3 separate regions of the Homo sapiens genome follow, and regions 2 and 3 are each linked to region 1. Evidence: chromatin contacts called from ENCODE Hi-C or POLR2A ChIA-PET data. All regions are on one chromosome and are shown on one strand. The core of a region is the stretch at or near the end of the contact, and the rest is flanking DNA. Distances in the headings are between cores, read along the strand shown.

The links. A loop is a pair of places that touch in the nucleus more often than their neighbours do. ChIA-PET counts read pairs that join two places held with the same protein, here RNA polymerase II (POLR2A). Pooled maps may share reads with other maps.
Region 2: a pooled map shows a loop between it and region 1 (2.7-fold over the local background). The contact joins the enhancer-like site here to the promoter of EP300-AS1 in region 1. A Hi-C loop is called at or near these places in 1 of 50 pooled maps. POLR2A ChIA-PET finds 5 or more read pairs at or near these places in 5 of 52 experiments (OCI-LY7, WTC11, activated CD8-positive, alpha-beta memory T cell and 2 more).
Region 3: POLR2A ChIA-PET joins it to region 1 with 13 read pairs in activated B cell. The contact joins the enhancer-like site here to the promoter of EP300-AS1 in region 1. A Hi-C loop is called at or near these places in 1 of 50 pooled maps. POLR2A ChIA-PET finds 5 or more read pairs at or near these places in 5 of 52 experiments (A549, CD4-positive, alpha-beta T cell, activated B cell and 2 more).

The regions. Positions count from the first base shown.
Region 1 is chr22:41,195,585-41,199,195 of GRCh38, forward strand. It overlaps EP300-AS1 (EP300 antisense RNA 1), which reads right to left and starts at 1,917. Exons shown (of 3, transcript NR_110514.1): 1 at 1,690-1,917. RefSeq lists enhancers at 1,577-2,076, 2,231-2,360, 2,371-2,440 and a silencer at 1,771-2,040.
Region 2 is chr22:40,763,283-40,766,893 of GRCh38, forward strand. No RefSeq gene overlaps it. Among named protein-coding and RNA genes, the nearest start is that of MIR4766, 49 kb to the right of the region's middle. RefSeq lists a silencer at 1,716-1,815. Within about 2 kb of position 1,594, at least 2 of the 41 ENCODE cell types and tissues checked have a DNase peak (open chromatin) inside an H3K27ac peak, as active enhancers do.
Region 3 is chr22:41,479,962-41,483,572 of GRCh38, forward strand. The region is part of intron 1 of ACO2 (aconitase 2); the gene reads left to right. Among named protein-coding and RNA genes, the nearest start is that of ACO2, 13 kb to the left of the region's middle. Within about 2 kb of position 1,340, at least 15 of the 41 ENCODE cell types and tissues checked have a DNase peak (open chromatin) inside an H3K27ac peak, as active enhancers do.

The DNA.
Region 1 (3,611 bases), core at 667-3,166:
TAGAAACCCCAGTACACTCGGGGAATTTTCAGAATTCAATCAAGCCCATCCAACTGTCTCCAAGTTTTGACACTGCCTAAAGGACTCCTCACAGTTGGTTTAGCCCAACCCAGTAAGAAACATTTAACAAATAATTAAAAGTGCTGTGCCAGGGTGGTTGTGTTGCCGAGATACGGTTGTTGGTAGCTGGGGAGTGGCAGGCAGATCCAGCCAAGAATTGTGCCCTAAGCCAGGAGCTCTGATGATGAAATCACAGGATGTTTGAGTTTGGGGCTTGATGGTCATCCCAGGTGGTTTCCTATCGTGGAAAACATTTGATGTATAAGAGTAAGGCTCAGCCAGGCGCGGTGGCTCATGCCTGTAATCCCAGCACTTTGAGAGGCCGTGGAAGGCGGATCACCTGAGGTTGGGAGTTCAAGGCCAGCCTGACCAACACGGAGAAACCCCGTCTCTACTAAAAAAAAAAAAAAAAAAAAAAAGGCCGGGCGTGGTGGCTCATGCCTGTAATCCCAGCTACTTGAGAGGCTGAGGCACGAGAATCGTTTGAACTCGGGAGGCGGAGGTTGCAGTGAGCTGAGATTGCACCATTGCACTCCAGCCTGGGCAACAAGAGCATAACTCTGTCTCAAAAAAAAAAAAAAAGAGTAAGGCTCCACTGGGTGCGGTGGCTAACACCTGTAATCCCAACACTTTGGGAGGCCGAGGTGGGGAGATCACTTGAGGTCAGGAGTTCAAGACCAGCCTGGCCAACATGGTGAAACCCCCGTCTCTATTAAAAACACAAAAAGCAGCTGGGTGTGGTGGCTGGCGCCTGTAGTCCCAGCTACTTGGGAGGCTGAGGCAAGGAGAATTGCTTGAACCTGGGAGGCAGAGGTTTCACTGAGCCGAGATGGCGCCATTGCACTCCGGCCCTGGGCGACAGAGTGAGACTCCGTCTCAAAAAAAAAAAAAAAAAAAAAGAGTAAGGCTCTATTGCTACTCCCTGATTTAATAAACGTCTCTGGGACAAAATTTCTTCATCTGTAAAAAAGGTAAATAAAAAAAACGCTTACTTGGCAAGTTCATTGTGACGAATTATCTACGACACCGGAATGGAAAGTGCTTTACAGATTGCAAAGCACTCCTTACACATGAGTAATTAGTGTTCACAGGTCCAGCCACTTTTGGGGAGGAGGAAAGTGTGGTCTTTTAGAGACCAAACGTCTTTCTAAAGTCCTGACAGCCAACGAAGGGCTCGGTGATCTCTGCGCTTCAAACTCTGCCCAATTCTCAAAGCCTGGTTTAAGTACACTTTTCCCTCAGCCTAAGGGAGTGGCCCAAGGGCAAACCGTCCCGGGTTCGTGTCCCACCTCTGCCTCAAAGATTACACCCTCTTAGGACAGGTGCGTGTCCCTGGTGGCCTGGGCTGCCAGCTCGGGAAGGAGGAGGTGGCAACCGCACCCGGGCGGCCGAGTGCTTAATAATGGCAGTTGCCCTGCCAGCCCGGTCACCTGTCACTCCCTCCTCCGACTTCTCCCGCACCGCGGCCGCAATCCAGCCCGGACACTCTGAGGGCTCTCTCTGAGCTGGGCACGGTCCTCGCTGCTCGGCCGAGTGCAGCCCCCTCACCTCAGTGCGACTGAGACAAAGCAAGGGTCCCACCGGCCCCTGTCCCCTCCCTAAGGCGCGCCCTCAGGGCGGGAGACCCACCTCAGCCAGCCCCCCAGCTCAGTGGTCCAGAGGCTCGGGTCCCGCGCTGACGCCCAGCGCCTCCCTCCTCCACAGCCGTCACTGACCGCTCGCTCGCCTCTAGCCTGGACCCCGCTGTCCAGCAGTCCCGGCTGGCCCGCGCCGCGCTCCTCCCGCTCTGGCAGTCCTGGCACTGGTAGGACGCCCGCAGCCTTCCACCCTAGAGGGCGCCGGGCGGGCACGCGCTGGGGGCGACGGGGGTGGGGCGGGGGAGGCGGGGCGACGCAGCGCGGGGCGGCCGGCGGTTGGTGCTCGCAGCCCGCGCGCCCGCCTTCCCGGCCACGTGACCTTTGGGCCCCGCCCAGATCGGGAGTTCCGCGCGGACTCTTGGTGCGACCCCGTCCCACTGAGCGCTCGGGTCGGGACCTTCCCGGTGTCCCTGTGGGGCAGAGTCCCGTTGTGCAGAAGAGGCGAGCTGAGGCACGGTGGCAGGCGGGGCGTCCAAGCAGTTAGCGCCGCGCCTGGCCGCTCGTCCGCGCGGGAAAGCGTTGTCTCCCTTCCTTCGGATGGAATTGGAACGGCAGCTCTCGTAGCGCCCGAACTGTGCGGTCCTTGATTTCACTGCTGTACCCACAGTGCGCAGAGCACAGGGGCACGCGGTACATTATTTGAATGAATAACTTTCTTATCCTGGCCTTTCTCTAACTCTCTCACTTCTACTTGGGTCACCCGCCCCCTCCCCAGGAGTCTTATAAAACAACCAGGGGAAGAGGAAACAGAAGTGGCTCATATGGGTAAAAGCCCTCGTCCTGCAAATCAGTGACACAAGGGAGTTAGTCCATCCAATGTACAGTTTTAAAAAGATTGCTACGTAGAAAAATAATAGGATAGGGTAAGAGGAGAACCCAGCTAGGAGCTTCAGTGGGATCCAGGGTGTTGATATGATGGTGGTCTGGATTTAAGTGATGGCAGTAGGGATAAAAAGAAGTAAAAATTCCAGCCTGGGCAACATAATGAGACCCTGTCTCTACAAAAAAAAAAAAAAAAAGTTTTTTTTTTTTTTTTAATTATCCGTGTGATTGTCACTCCTGTAGTCCCAGCTACTGGGGCGGGGTTTGGGGGTTGGCTGACGTGTGAGGCTCCACCAGGAGGTGGAGGCTGCAGTGAGTCGTGATCGTGCCACTGCACTCTAGCCTGGGCGACAGAGGGAGACCCAGTCTCAAAAAAATAAATAGAAGTAAAAAATATTTGAGGTAGCTTTTGGAGAATAAACGGGATTTGCTGATGGATTGAACAATAAGGGATGGAGAGGGAGAAATCAAGAGGAAATCACTGAATGGTTGGTAGTGCTATGTATTAAAATGCAAAAACTGCCGGGCGCGGTGGCTCACGCCTGTAATCCCAGCACTTTGGGAGGTCGAGGCAGGTGGATCACTAGGTCAGGAGTTCAAGACCAGCCTGGCCAACATGGTGAAACCCTGTCTCTAATAAAAATGCAGCAATTAGCCTGGCATGGTGGTGCACGTCTGTAGTCCCAGCTACTCGGGAGGCTGAGGGAGGAGAATCGCTTGAACTTGGGAAGCAGAGGTTTCAGTGAGCCAAGATCATGCCACTGCACTCTAGCTTGGGCGACAGTCAGTTTCAAAAATAAATAAATAAAATAAATAATAAGTGTGCAGTACTGGGCACAGTATATGGTAGTTATGATCATCCTATTAGACACTGGGATGGTAGCAACCGGTTGAGAAAAATAACCTTTATTAGTTGCTTAATCTTTTATTAATACTTTAGGGGCACAGCCATACATTTCACAGAGAATCTGCTAGTGACAAATCATCTTATTCATCAAATATTTATCTATTTATTTATTTGAGACGGAGTTTCGCTCTTTCTTGCCCAGGCTGGAGTGCAGTGGCGCAATCTCAGCTCACTGCGACCTGTGC
Region 2 (3,611 bases), core at 344-2,843, 430 kb before region 1:
TGAGGATGGGAGTTCAAGACCAGCCTGACCAACATGGAGAAACCTCGTCTCCACTAAAAATACAAAATTAGCCGGGTGTGGTGGCGCATGCTTGTAATCCCAGCTACTGGGGAGGCTGAGGTAGGAGAATCGCTTGAACCTAGGAGGCAGAGGTTGCGGTGAGCCGAGATCGTGCCATTGTACTCCAGCCTGGGCAACAAGAGTGAAACTCTGGCTCAAAAAAAAAAAAAAAAAAGATTAAGATGGTATGCCATGTGTATTTTACCACACACACACACATGAAAATTAGGAGGGGAAAAAAAAACCTCATCTAGTCTCTGTACTAGTTTCCAAGTAAACATCTCTGTATTAATCAAGATAAATCCAAGTCCAGACCTTGATAATAACAAGAATTCACAGTAAGCCTAAACTGTTCTTCCTGGTCAGTCTTCATAAAGGTAAAATGAAACAATTAATGCTATGTCTCATTATTATTATTATTTTTTTTTTTTTTTTGAGGCAGGGTCTCACTCTGTCGCCTAGCCCTATGTCTAATTTTTAAAGTACATTTAAAATTAGCCAGGCATGGTGGCTCATGTCTGTACTCCCAGCACTTTGGGAGGCCAAAGTGGGAGGATTGCTTCAGTCCAGGAGTTTGAGACCAGCCTGGGCAACATAGTAAGACCCTATCTCTACAAAAATAAATGAAATAAAATTAGATTTAATTTGTTTTTTTTTGAGACAGTCTCACTCTGTCACCCAGGCTGGAGTGCAGTGGCATGATCTCACTGCAGCCTCTGCCTCCTGGGTTCCAGTGATTCTCCTGCCTCAGCCTTCCGAGTAGCTGGGATTACAGGTGCCTGCCACCAAATCTGCCTAGTTTTTGTATTTTTAGTAGAAATGGGGTTTCTCCATGTTGGCCAGGCTGGTCTCAAACTCCTGGCCTAAAGTGATCCCCCAGCCTTGGCCTCCAAAATTGCTGGGATTACAGGCGTGAGCCACCATGCCGGTTTTTTTGTTTTTGTTTTCTTTTTTTTTGAGACAGGGTCTCGTTCTGTCGCCCAGGCTGGAGTGCGGTGGTGCGACCATGGCTCATTGCAACCTCTGCCTCCTGGGTTCAGATGTTCCTCCCACCTCAGCCTCGCAAGTAGCTGGGACTATAGGCGTGCACTACCATGGCTGGCTAATTTTTGTATTTTTTGTAGAGGCAGAGTTTTGCCATGTTGGCCAGGCTGGTCTCAAACTCCTGGGCTCACGTGATCCACCAGCCTTGGCATCCCAACGTGCTAGGGTTACAGGCATGAGCCATGACACCCGGCCTACATTTTAAATTCTTAGAGTACAAGCACCTTATCTTCTTTCCCAAGTCTACATGTAGACATAACTGCTAAGTAGAATGGGGGTCCTAATCACCCCTCCTCCCTTGTTGAAGGCCCTCTGTGACCTGATGCTGTTTCTTCTCCTCCGCTTCAATATTTGTTCAACCCAGAGGTCCAGGTTGGAAAGCTTCTGGATCTAATTCAAACCAATGCACAAATAATAAAGTATCATCCTCTTCCTACTTTGCATATGCTATTTATTTCCTGTCGAGGTCCTCCACCCACTGCTTGGTGTATTTCTAGTTCAAATGTCACCGCCTGGCCCCACAGTTCAATACAGAGTTAGGTCCCACTTCCTCATGCTCTCAAAGCAACTCCTGAACATTTACAGCACATTTCTCATCAGAACTCATCAGCGGTACAATTTTAAGTTGTTTTTGTCTGACTCCCACGCTGAACAATGACATACATGAGGGCAGAGACTATTATTCATCTGTATAATCCCAGCAATCTGCATAGTGTTTGGATATGGCAGATAATCAAAAATGATTTCTTAAATGAATATAACCTTATTCTTAGAATAGGAATTTGCAATTTAAGAAGGTCCTCCATATGACACCCACACAGGGAACCACCTGCTGGATTGGCCATCCAATTTGCCAATGGGTTCTATAGAAACCACAGCAAAACAAGAATGAGGTGCACGTGACACAATTACATCAATAGTGCCCTTAGGGTAGATCATTTTGGTGACTCCAATTAAAGAATAAATGAAGATAAATAAATAAATACATTTCTAATTAAAGAAATAAATGAAGGTTACTTTTTTTTTGCGGGGGATGGAGTCTTGCTGTCACCCATGCTGGAGTGCAGTGGCATGATCTCGGCTCACTGCAGCCTCTGCCTCCTTGGTTCAAGCTATCCTCCCGCCTCAGCCTCCCAAGTAGCTGGGATTACAGGCGCCTGCCACCACACCGCTAATTTTTCTATTTTTAGTAGAGACAGGGTTTCACCATGTTGGTTGGGCTGGTCTTGAACTCCTGACCTCAGGTGATCTACCCACCTTGGCCTTCCAAAGTGCTGGGATTACAGGCGTGAGCCACTGCACCCGGCCTAGATGGCTTACTTTTAAGGACATCTGAAGAATGTAGTATGGCAGGGTAAAAAGAGCCTCAACTAGGAATCCCTACCCCTATTCATGAGGTGTGTGACTATAGATAAATTACCCTTTAAGCTTCAACTACTTCACCTGTTAATGGGAATAAACCCCATACGCTGGAGTTGTTACAAGGATATCAAGATGTACATAGGCCGGGCGCGGTGGCTCAAGCCTGTAATCCCAGCACTTTGGGAGGCCGAGGCGGGCGAATCATGAAGTCAGGAGTTCGAGACCATGATGTTCGAGACCAGGAGTTCGAGACTGGCTAACATGGTGAAGCCCCATCTCTACTAAAAATAGAAATAAATTAGCCGGGCGTGGTGGTGGGCACCTGTAGTCCCAGCTACTCAGAAGGCTGAGGCAGGAGAATGGCTTGAACCCGGGAGGCGGAGCTTGCAGTGAGCCGAGATCGCACCACTGCACTCCAGCCTGTGTGACAGAGCGAGACTCTGTCTCAAAGAAAAAAACAAAAGATGTATGTAAATTAATTGTGACTAGCATTTAGTGGGCATTCAATTTCTTGTATAGAAGTTTCAGTACCCACTCTCATGCTCTGTAACTAGTTTCAAACAGAGTTCTCCTTCCTTTTCAATGTCATTACAGACTGAATCCATTTGCTGGGTCCCACAGTTCACTGTCCAGTATGTACTTGCCACACATTTTTTGAACATCTCTTTTGAGTGTTGTGGTAGGCACTGGTCTCTCCCTTTCCTTGACTCTCATACCAACTCCTAATTTCTTTTTCACTCTGTCTTTAAATAGTAGCTTTCCTTCTTCTCCACTTAGCCCCTAGAAAACTTTTTTTCTTGCTCATTAAGCCCACTGAATACACTTTTCAGGGGCAACAAGTATATCCCAGAAAGATCAGCACTAACCTTCAATTTATATAGTAATAAAAGCCCTCCCACTGCTCCTATGAAGGCAAAACAAAACAAAACAATCAGGGTCTCAATCAGCCACTTTTTTGTGGTGGGTGGGGGGTGCGGGGTATAGGTTCTTGCTCTGTCACCCAGGCTGGAGTGCTGTGGTGCGACCATGGTTCACTGCAACCTCCGCCTCCTGGGCTCAAGCGATCCTCTTACCTCAGCCTCCCAAGAAGCTAGGACAACAGGCATGAGCCGTGGTGCCCAGCTGATTTTTTTTTTTTTTTAAGT
Region 3 (3,611 bases), core at 90-2,589, 280 kb after region 1:
ACATGGCTCCTTGCTCCCTTTCCAAGCCTCTGAAAAGGACTGCATCACTTTTGTTCCTGCCAGTTGCATAGCAACCAAGCTAGCTGACTGCCTGCTGGCAGGAGGGAATTGTTTAGCTTTGATTTCTTAGGAGAGGAGCCAGGCATCGCCTACCAGGAGGGGGAGAAAATTGTTAGAAGCCCTGCAATGGAGGTGTGGGAAGATGCTTCTCCTTAGGAGGGTGTGGACTGATGTGCATTCCTGTGTTGCCCACTTAGACAGAGTCCACCTGAGACTTCTCTGCCAGGAAGGGCTAGGCAGTTAGTTGCTAAGAGATGTGAGCCCGAAGTCATCCTTCTGTGAAATGGGCTGCCGTGTAATGTATGAGTTCCCCACTGCTGGAGACAGCTTGGCTAGGTTGGGTGAGTGTGTTAGGCATTCAAATACAGAAGGAGTGGATAGATGAGGCCTTTTCAGTTCCATTTCAATTCCAAGATGTGCTGTCCTGGTGCTTGGGACCTGCTCTGGGGCTCTGGTCTTTGGTGGCTGGGGAGGGAGAAGTAGGCGGCATAGTGGAAAAACATCTGCCCGTAATCCTCTCCCCAGTACACAGGCAGGCCACGTTTTAGTAGCAGCATCTCATTCTCCCAGGCGAACTGAGTAATAGCAGCTTACGTTTATTGAATGCCTGCCAGAAGCCCAGCTACCAAGCTCTATGCCTTTCGTATATATTTTTTGTAATAGAATGCAGTATATTCATAAAAGCTCTCTTCTCCCCGTCCCAGTCCCCAGGGCAATTTTGTGTTTATCATTCTAGACTTTTCCTCTGTATTTACAAGTCTTTCTAATCCTCACAAAATCTCTGCCATTTTTGTTGTTGTTGTTGTTCTTCCGAGATGGAGTCTTGCTCTGTCACCCAGGCTGCAGTACAGTGGCTCGATCTTGGCTCACAGCAGCCTCAAACTCCTGGGCTCAAGCAATTCTCCCACCTCAGTCTCCTGAGTAGCTCAGACTATAGACACAGGCTAATTTTTGTATTTTTTTGTAGAGATGGGGGTCTCGCTTTGTTGCCTAAGCTGGTCTTGAACTCTGGGCTCAGGAGTGGTGGTGATCCACCTGTCTCGGCTTCCTAAAGTGCTGGGATTACAGGCATGAGCCATTACCCTCGGCCAAAATCTCTGCTCTTTTACCCCCATGTTACAGAAGAGGAAATTAAGGCTCAGAGAGGTAAAGAATCTTACCTGAGGTCCCACAGCTAGGGAAGCTGAGATTCCAAGCCAGATCCCTCCAGCCCTAGAGTGGATGCCATTTCTGTGACTCGGCACTTGTCTTGGAGTGTTTCCATGATGGCACTCTGACAAGTGCTTGGTGACTTCTCTGTCAGTTGTTAAAGCAACTGTCTCAAGAGACCTGGCCTCTCCCGGACCCTGGCCTGTTTGGGTGGCTCGGCACCCTCAGCTCTGTAGCTTGCTCTGTATGCTGGGGCTCACTGGTACATGGCTCCCCAACAAGCAGTGCTGTATGCACCATGCTGGACAAGGTGGGCAGAAGCCTGCCCGAGAATAGGTCAGTCCGTTTCGATTGTAGTATTCTCTGAATACAACTGGTCCCAAGGGAAGACCTCCGACCTCCGTCCTTTGGGAAGAGAGGGCAGCATGTCTGACTTTGGCCGAGTGGGGTTGTGGGGAGTTCTGAGTGGGTGTACATGTGATGTGCCGTGGGGTGGGCCCTTTTCCCATCTGCCACAGCTCTGAACCCGTGCTGTTGCTCATCACGGCTTCTGCCAGAGGCACTTAACTTGAGTTTGAAAGCACAATCCAGAAGGCCGGTGGTCGTGTCACGGCTCTGCCTTCATCTGTTTCATCAGTAAGTCTTTCTTGAACTTCTTCTATGTGTTGGACATTGTCCTAGGTTCTGAATATATTGTGACCAGAATAGACCATTTTTTGTCCCCATGGAGCTTATATTTTAGTGGACTTTACTTTCCCATCTGGTCCAAGTCTCTGTCTTCTCATGTAAACAAGGGACAGAATGACCTGTAGTAATCCCACTTGGCACAATTGTTAGGGTAAGAGAGCTGTTGTCATCTCGCCAGCAGCATCCTTTCTTCCCTTGTCTTGCCTAGCCGTGTGGTGCCTGGCTCCCCGGTGGGGGTCTGCTGTGGGGATGCCCCTTCCCTCAGCGTTTGCCCACTGTTCTGTGTTGGTAGATGCAGGATCAGCAGAGCCTCCCTTACTCCCTGGAAGCCCTGGAGATTTGTGGCTCATCCAGCTAGACTCAGCAAAGGCACTTAGGGTCAGCAGTTGGGACCAACAACCCCCTGGAGGACTCAGCCCACCTGGCCGCTGGGCCTGAAGCAGAGGTTGGGAGACACTGTCGGTAGCACAGGGAGAAAGTCTCGGCCTCTGCAAGTTCCCAGCTGTTTGACCTTAGGCAGGCCCCTTCCTGTCTCTGAGCCTCTGCAGCTTCAGGCAGTTAGGGAGGCTGAGCTATGCACAGCAAGGTTCACAAGAGTCACACAGAGATGTGTGGGAGGTGATAGTTACTCCAAAACAGATCTGTGGGCATCTGGCTACTGGTCACCCTGATGGGAGACTCCCACTTAGGTGTAAAATTAGGAAGTTGTTTTGTGGCTGAGGAAGTGCTATAACGATGCTTAGGATGGAGAAGACATAATTGTGGTTTTCAGTGATTTGAAGGGCTGGTTGTGGAAGACTGACTAGCCTCATTTGATCTGGTTCCAAAGGATAGGACTAGGAAGTTAGGCCTGTCATGTGCCAGGCACTGGTCTAGGTTCTCTCCTTTCATCCTCACTGCAGCCTGTGAAGCATTATCCCCATTTACAGATGGGAAAAATTGATGTTTAGAGGGATTAAATAAAACCACAGAAGGTTATACAGCTTGTAAGGGGCAGAGCTGGGATTTGAGCCCAGATCTCCAAAGCTGGAATGATGTAATGGGGGCACATTTTCATTTGATTTAAGAAGCATTAGTTTAAAATCTTAGAACTGACCAGTAGTAGAATAGGCTTTTGGGAAGAGAGTGAGCTTCCAGACCTAGTCATGTTGAACCAGGGGGCTTATGGGAGTTGATGAGGGGAGATTTTCTGCCTCGAGGCCACCTCAGTCCTGCCCTCAGCCCCTTTGTTCCCCAGAAAGTGGGGGAAAGTGGAGGGCGAGGGCGCAGTGAAAGTATTTCTTCTAGATGAGGGCCTGGGATTTACCAGTGAGGATTTTACAAGGCCTGAGACGTAGGCTCCAAGTATGGGAAAAAATTTTCCCGTTTCCCAGTTTTGGGAAAACTGTGTTGGATGGCCTTATGGGTGACCTCAGGAATGTCTCTGTGGCCTGAGGTTGAACTGAGCATTGAGTGTGTTTTACTTTTGGAATCAGGAAATAAAAACAGAACTCTGTAAAGTTATTTTTAAAAAATATGGCTGGGTGCAGTGGCTTATGCCTGTAATCCCAGCACTTTGGGAGGCCAAGGCGGGCGGATCACTTGAGGTCAGGAGTTCGAGACCAGCCTAGCCAACATGGCAAAACCCTGTCTTTACTAAAAATACAAAAATTAGCTGGGCGTGGTGGTGCATGCCTGTAATCCCAGCTACTCAGCAGGCTGAGGCAGGAGAATCG